2 separate regions of the Homo sapiens genome follow, and region 2 is linked to region 1. Evidence: chromatin contacts called from ENCODE Hi-C or POLR2A ChIA-PET data. All regions are on one chromosome and are shown on one strand. Each heading gives the region's core, a stretch centred on a gene start or an enhancer-like site at or near the end of the contact. The rest is flanking DNA. Distances are from core to core; before and after follow the strand shown.

Evidence for each region. Hi-C counts contacts between places; a loop is a spot of excess contacts on that map. ChIA-PET counts read pairs that join two places held with the same protein, here RNA polymerase II (POLR2A). Pooled maps may share reads with other maps.
Region 2: a loop to region 1 is called in a map of endothelial cell of umbilical vein, with 16 times the contacts of the local background. The contact joins the enhancer-like site here to the promoter of ELOVL1 in region 1. A Hi-C loop is called at or near these places in 1 of 168 maps with a recorded cell type or tissue (endothelial cell of umbilical vein) and 3 of 50 pooled maps. POLR2A ChIA-PET finds 5 or more read pairs at or near these places in 4 of 52 experiments (HEK293, SK-N-SH, activated CD4-positive, alpha-beta T cell and 1 more).

What each region holds. Positions count from the first base shown.
Region 1 is chr1:43,366,523-43,369,771 of GRCh38, reverse strand. It overlaps ELOVL1 (ELOVL fatty acid elongase 1), which reads left to right and starts at 1,761. Exons shown (of 8, transcript NM_022821.4): 1 at 1,761-1,857. LOC112268225 (a long non-coding RNA gene) reads right to left here and starts at 1,560. Exons shown (of 2, transcript XR_007066049.1): 1 at 1-1,560. RefSeq lists silencers at 307-492, 1,432-2,111 and enhancers at 912-991, 1,585-2,319, 2,320-3,054.
Region 2 is chr1:43,471,050-43,474,292 of GRCh38, reverse strand. No RefSeq gene overlaps it. Among named protein-coding and RNA genes, the nearest start is that of HYI, 19 kb to the right of the region's middle. RefSeq lists an enhancer at 1,280-2,479. Within about 2 kb of position 1,317, at least 8 of the 41 ENCODE cell types and tissues checked have a DNase peak (open chromatin) inside an H3K27ac peak, as active enhancers do; they include endothelial cell of umbilical vein, where a contact is called at or near this core.

The sequences.
Region 1 (3,249 bases), core at 512-3,011:
AGTGCAGTGGCTTGATCTCGGCTCACTGCAACCTCCGCCTCCCAGGTTCAAGCAATTCTTCTGCCTCAGCCTCCCGAGTAGCTGGGATTACAGGCTTGCGCCACCATGCCTGGCTAATTTTTGTATTTTCAGTAGAGACGGGGTTTCACCATGTTGGCCAGGCTGTTCTCAAACTCCTGACCTCAGGTGATCTGCCCGCCTCAGCCTCCCAAAGTGCTGGGATTACAGGCGTGAGCCAACGCACCCGGCCTTTTTTTTTTTTTTTTTTTTTTTTTTGAGACAGAGTCTTGCTCTATTGCTCAGGCTGGAGTGCAGTGGTGCGATCTCGGCTCACTGCAAGCTCTGCCTCCCGGGTTCACACCATTCTGTCTCAGTCTCCCGAGTAGCTGGGACTACAGACGCCCGCCACCACGCCCGGCTAATTTTTTGTATTTTTAGTAGAGATGGGGTTTCACCGTGTTAGCCAGGATGGTCTCGATCTCCTGACCTCGTGATCCGCCTGCCTTGGCCTCCCAAAGTGCTGGGATTACAGGCGTGAGCCACCGCGCCCGGCCTTTTTTTAAAAAAATGTGTTTATTTTCCTTGCGGAGCAGGGCTGCCCCATAAGCAGTGTGCCCAGAGTAGCCCAAATTCCCTAATTCTGTCCGCACTTACACCATCCAATCATACAAGCAGTTGTTAGATCGTTGTGTGCTACTGTTCCAGGGGCCGCTGGAGGTAGAAATTCCATTTCACTAAAATCTAGTCTGTCCTTTGCCCCCACTAGTTGAGTCCAGTTAGTGAGTGTGGAGGTGGGGGCTGGAGGTGTAGAAGAGATAAATAAATATATAGAGAGCCAGTCCAGCTGTCTGGAGGACATTGTCCGCCTCCTCCAATCCCATCAGTTGCCACATCTTCTTTGGTCAGGCTGGCTTTCTCACCTGGTCTCCTTTCTGTGCCCTCCTCACACTGGCTGCCAAAGTGATTCAGCCAGATAGACTGCAAGCCCCGTGAGTGCACGGACGGTGGGTGGTCCATAAACGTCTGATGAACTAATGATACAAGCTTGAATATAGTCTCCTAAAAAAATCTTTAGTTTCTCCTCTGCTTCTAGAATAAAAATCAGATCGCCCCATTTGGCCTTCAAGACCTACTACATTCAGCCACAGTCAGCTTCATTTCCCTTTTTTCCTTTCACTACCTCGAAGGCCAGATTAGCCAGTGATTCACTATGCTTGCCCCGGGCCACTTGTATCCTCTCACCTCCGTTCCAGGCAGCCCTCGCAGCAGATCCTAACGCTTAGGGCTCCTCCAAGTGTACAGGCTCGTGAGGCTTCCCTCCCGCTAAGACCAGTGCGCCCTCAGCACACGCAGTGTGGTCTCGCCCGCCGCTCTGCGCTCGCCCTGCAGGAGAGGGAGCTCTTTGAAGGCAAGGCCGAACCTCCCCCGAGCCCTGAGCTGGGCCTGCCGCCACAGATGTGCAGTCCTGCCGGGGAGCAGTCACCCGGGGACAGGGCCGGGCCCCGGGCTGCACGTCGGGAAGAGACAGCGTGCTCCTGAGGTGGCCAGGCCGCTGCAACTGGCCAGGGCGGGCCCGGGCGGCGAGGGAAGGGGTGGGAAGCCCGGGCCGCGGCGCTTCCTGCTGGGACCCGGCGGCACGCCCCTGCCCCCGCCCCGGCCGAGCCTGCGCTGCCGGCCTCCGGCCCTGCCGGCCGCCCAATCAGCGGGCGCCCCCCGCGCGGCCCGCCCCTCCCCCTCTGGTGACAGAAAGTCGGCCCAGCAGATGAGGAAGTGGCAGGCAGGCAGGCTGGCCCCGGGGACTTCTCTCTGGCCCTGCTCCCTCCGAGCGCTCCGCCGTTGCCCGCCTGGCCCCTACGGGTGAGTCTGGACCTTCCACGGACTCTCCACGTGCCGGCGCCCCCTGCCTGGCCAGCCCGGCCCAGCCCGGCCCAGCCCTGCCCTGCCCTGCCCAGGCTGTGGGCGAGGGTGTTCCCGGGGCCAGTGGGTGGGAGGTCCCAGCTCCCTGGGGCCGGGCCTCGCCAGCACCCTCCCTCCCCCACACCCCCGTCTCTGGCCCCCATTTGCCTACACCCGGGCCTTCCTCCACCACCCCTGCATTTACCTCTCTCCCTCCTCCTCTCCCCTCCCTCCCCCCGCTACCCTAACTTTGCCAGGCACCTTTTCCCTTCCATCCATCTTAAAGGAAGGAAGGGACGGGCTGAGTTCCCCGACGAGAGACACACCCAGATTTTCCTGCAGCTTGGGGAGAGGTCCTCCCAGGAGCCTTGGTCCCTCCTGGCCTGCCGGGTGTGTGGGTTGATATTGGGGGCTGGTGGTTGAGAGATAACAGGCTGGCTGGCTCCCATGTGTCAGGGAGGAACCTGTGTTGGCGCCCTCGCCCCGGCCTGGGCCCTGCCGGCGATGGGCGGCCAGCAAGCCCGATGGTGGGGGAGCAAGTAAGGAGGGGATCCGAGCGTGGCCAGGCAGCGCGCACACGTGTGTGAGTGGCCCCGCGGGTGAGCCCGTGCGTGTGCCTGGGCGGTGGCCGAGCTGCGTGAGGGCCGGGAGCCATGCGTGTCAGCCCACGGAGGTGTTGCGTGGTGTGTCAGGCAGGAGACGTGTGTGCCAGCCCTCGGCGTGGCACCTTCGCTGTTGGGGGTGGAGAGCTAGGTGAGAGGTGGGTGTGGACCGCAGGCTTGGGGCCTGACCACGGTGGGCCTAAAGAAGCCGGGCCTCCTGGAGGTGAGGGGTGTGCGGGGCAGGGAGGTGTCAGAGGTGCGCCTCTTCACTTGGCATCTGCAGAGGTGCTTCTCTGGAAGCAGGGAGTCTGGGGCACCTGCTGCCCTGGGCCCTGCTCTGTTCCAAGAATGCCTTGTCCCTCAGGGACTGTCAGTACCATGCTCTCCTGGGTCTGGCCAGAGGCTTTTGTGTCCCTGGGAGCCTTCCCCCGACATTCCTTCAGGCCCTGAGGGGGAGGGGGCCTAGCCCAACGGGGCCCCTCCCTGAGGGAGGGGAAGATTCCTGCGACCTCCCCCACTCCCCAACCCCTTCACATGCCACTGGCTTCCCTGCCCTTCCCAGGAAGGGAAGAGTGATTGTACCCATTCTGAAGTAGGACAAACTGAGCAGTTATGGCCGGCTTAGGAGAGGATGCTGGGTGTGGATTTTCAGCAGTGCTTTGGGCCAGGGCTGGGGCTGGGGCTGGGGTCAGAGGAGGTTTCTGGCTCAGAATCTAGGACCTTAGCTCATCAGGCTGGTCCCACGTGGGTG
Region 2 (3,243 bases), core at 68-2,567, 100 kb before region 1:
GTTTTTAGGGGGAGGAAGGAAGAACAAGTGGTAAAGTGTCATTTGCATCACATCCTATCAAGAAGAACACACTATCCACATGACCTATCGCCATTGATGTTGACCTTGATCCCCTGGCAGAGGTAGTGTTTGTCAGGTTTCTCCACTGTAAAATTATTTTATTTCACCTTTCAATAGTGTACTCTTTGGAAGGAAGTCACTATGTACACCCCATAATTAAGGAGTGGGGTATTATTCTTTCCCTCCTTTTCAAGGGCAGAGTATCTACATAAATTATTTGGAATCGTGGTGCAAGGGAGATTTCTCCTCTCCCATTTATTTACATATTTAGTCATTCATTTATATCAGTCTGGAGTCTTGGATATTTATTTTATACTTTGAGTTATAATCCAGTACTATTTTACTTATTTTTTTTTTTTTTTGCTTAAAAATTTTCAGCGTTGACCATTGGGAGCTCTTTGATTTGACTCCTGTGTCCTTTTGGCATACTCTCAACATTTTTTAACACTCCTTTACTTTCCGGTACTACAATATGATTCAGGGTCCTCCTGTATATTTTCTGTTTCAATTTGAGCCATCCATTTCTCTGAGGAGCCCCGGTTTCTGTTATGAGAATGGCATTAGAACTGGATGCTAGGGGTGTTCTTTGCTCCTAGGCCTTCTCAGCTGACAGAGTAAGGGAAGATATGTGTGTACACTAGCCTGTGTACACACACATGTATATATATACGTGCATGTCATATACAAGTATGTATGATGTATGTGCCTATGTATATATGTATGTGTGATATATAAACATATTTCTGGATGTAATTATCTGTGTCTATATTAAACTAAACATGAGTTCATAGTGATGTAAGGAGATATTTTAATCTCTATAGTAACCACTAGAAGAATAAAAAAAGAATGTATTAATAAAACTAACAAGGTAATAGAGGAAAAAAATAGAATAATAAAAGTAATTAGTCCTGAAGAAGGCAAGGACAGAGAAATAAAGGAACAAAAACCAGATGAGACAAATAGAAAACAAAGAGCAAGACGATAGATTTAAATGTGAAGAAAAATAAACAGTAACAGTATCGGAAAAAGTTTAGGGGAACATTCACCAGGCCAAATCCACTCTCCACGCTTCCTCCCCCTTCGCTTTCCTAGGAGAGCCCCCTCATGGTCTATGCCAGTGGAGTCCTTGCCTTCTGGCTTTGTGTTGGGTTCAGCCAATGCAGATACCCAGCCACAGAGCTCCCTTACACGTCCTGAGCTGGCTGTGTCCTTTGACCACAAGTCACTACTGCTCTCCACATGGCTCACTCTGCAGGAATTTCCTTCTGGATTCCAGAAACCATTCCCTGTCTTCATCCCTTCAGGCCTAGGGATGTCAGTAATTCTGCTGTTATTAGTTCTGGATGATTACATTATCCTTTGTGAGTCCCTGATACCCTGTCCAAACCTTCATAAATGGCCCCTTCATAAAAGCCTCCTTGAATTATACTAATTTCAGTGTGCCATCTGTTTCCTATTTGAACTCAGACTGACATAGCCATTGTGAAATCAGAAAATAGTTCCTCAAAATGGGATTCTGGAATTCCGTTGCTCATGTATTTGAGGAACACAGCGATAACCTTGCTGGGGAAGAATGAGGAAGTGAGTAATCCATGGCATGTGGTGACATCATCATTACCCACATTATCAATGGTGGGAGCATGGGAGGGAATGCAGGTGATGGGCAAGGCATTAAGAGATCAAGTAGCGCCGGCACTTAATTGCTATGGCAACAACAGTGATTAAAAAATAGTAGAAACAACTGGATTCTTTTTACTATCCTAAGAAATTTATATAGGGAAAAAGAGAAAATCAAGGCTATGGAAATACAATTAAAAAGACGCATGGAAAACCAGAATGCCTCCATGGTGGCCCTGAGGGGTTCCTTATTTCCGGTAATTGAAGGGTAAATATGGCTAAGAACTAAGTCTATGGTCTGACTGTTAAAGTTGTAGATTTGCAGCAGCAATTAAATGCATAACGCGGCCAAGTCTTTTATGCCAAGGCAAGGTTCTCGGGGAGGACTCTCAGATACAGGAAGGGGATACAGGATGCCTGAAAGGCAGGCCTGATTGGGCTGAGACTTTTGAACCTCTGTTCTCCTCTAAACCTTTTATTCTGGCTGAAGGAGCTATCTCTCCTCTGCATAAAAGCCTTACAATCATTGTTCCCAGGGCAGTTGCCCCATATGCTAATGCTAACTCTCCTCAGGTCCCCTCCCTTACCTCTTATTACCTTCAGGCCCATAACAAAGTAGAAGGCCTGCTCCAGAAAAAGCTAGCTGTACTCTTAAAGACGTGCAAAACCCCGCCTAGGTGGACAGTCAGGGTAGTCAAGGGAAAGGTCAGGGAGTGGATTGGGAGGATGGTAGACAGCCACTTCTCTAGGTGTGGTCCCTGGACCAACAGCATCAGCATCATCTGAGAACTTGTTAGAAACGCAAATTCTTGGGCCTAACCTCAGATCTATAGAATCAGAAACTGTAGGGGTGAGACCCAGAAATCTGTGTTTTAATAAGGCTTCCAGGTGATTCTGATTTGCACTAAAATTTGAGACCCCCCCACTCCCTGACTTAATAGATCCATTAGATCCTCATGTTCCTGAGTCTTCAGACACCTTCCTCTACAGCATTACTACTCAGAGCTGTTGTCCCAGATCAGAGGCACTGGCATCACCTGCATCAGAAAATGCAGAACCTTCGACCCCACCCTAGACTTATCAAACCAGACTCTGCATTTAAAAAGATCCTCAGGTGCCGTGCGTGCTCATTAAAGTCGGAGAGGCCGTGTTCCACAGCGGTGGCTCTCGAACTTTGGCATGGATGAGAATCACCGCACTGTGAGCACCAATGTGCTGTGCAAACCTGCTCACTTCTCCCTCACCACGGCCCCTGAGAAGGTCTGAAGGACACTTCCCTCACTAAGGTATTTGGAAGTCCTTGAAGAGCTCTGTGGTGACTGTCATCTATAGGCTGGAGATGACAGTTGGGGACAATGCAAAGGAATTGGGTTTCTTGATCTTAAAGAGAATAATGGGACCCCACAGTAGATGAGGCAAGGTGGCCATGCTTGCTGGTCAGACAGGAGGTAGCGCCCCGCAAGCCACAGAGACAGAGTGGCCATCAGAGTGCTGTAATCTGTAGTGAATTGTGGCGCAGTTCTCTAGAAATGAAATACTTGGGCAGCCTGTGAAGGTGCTGCCTGA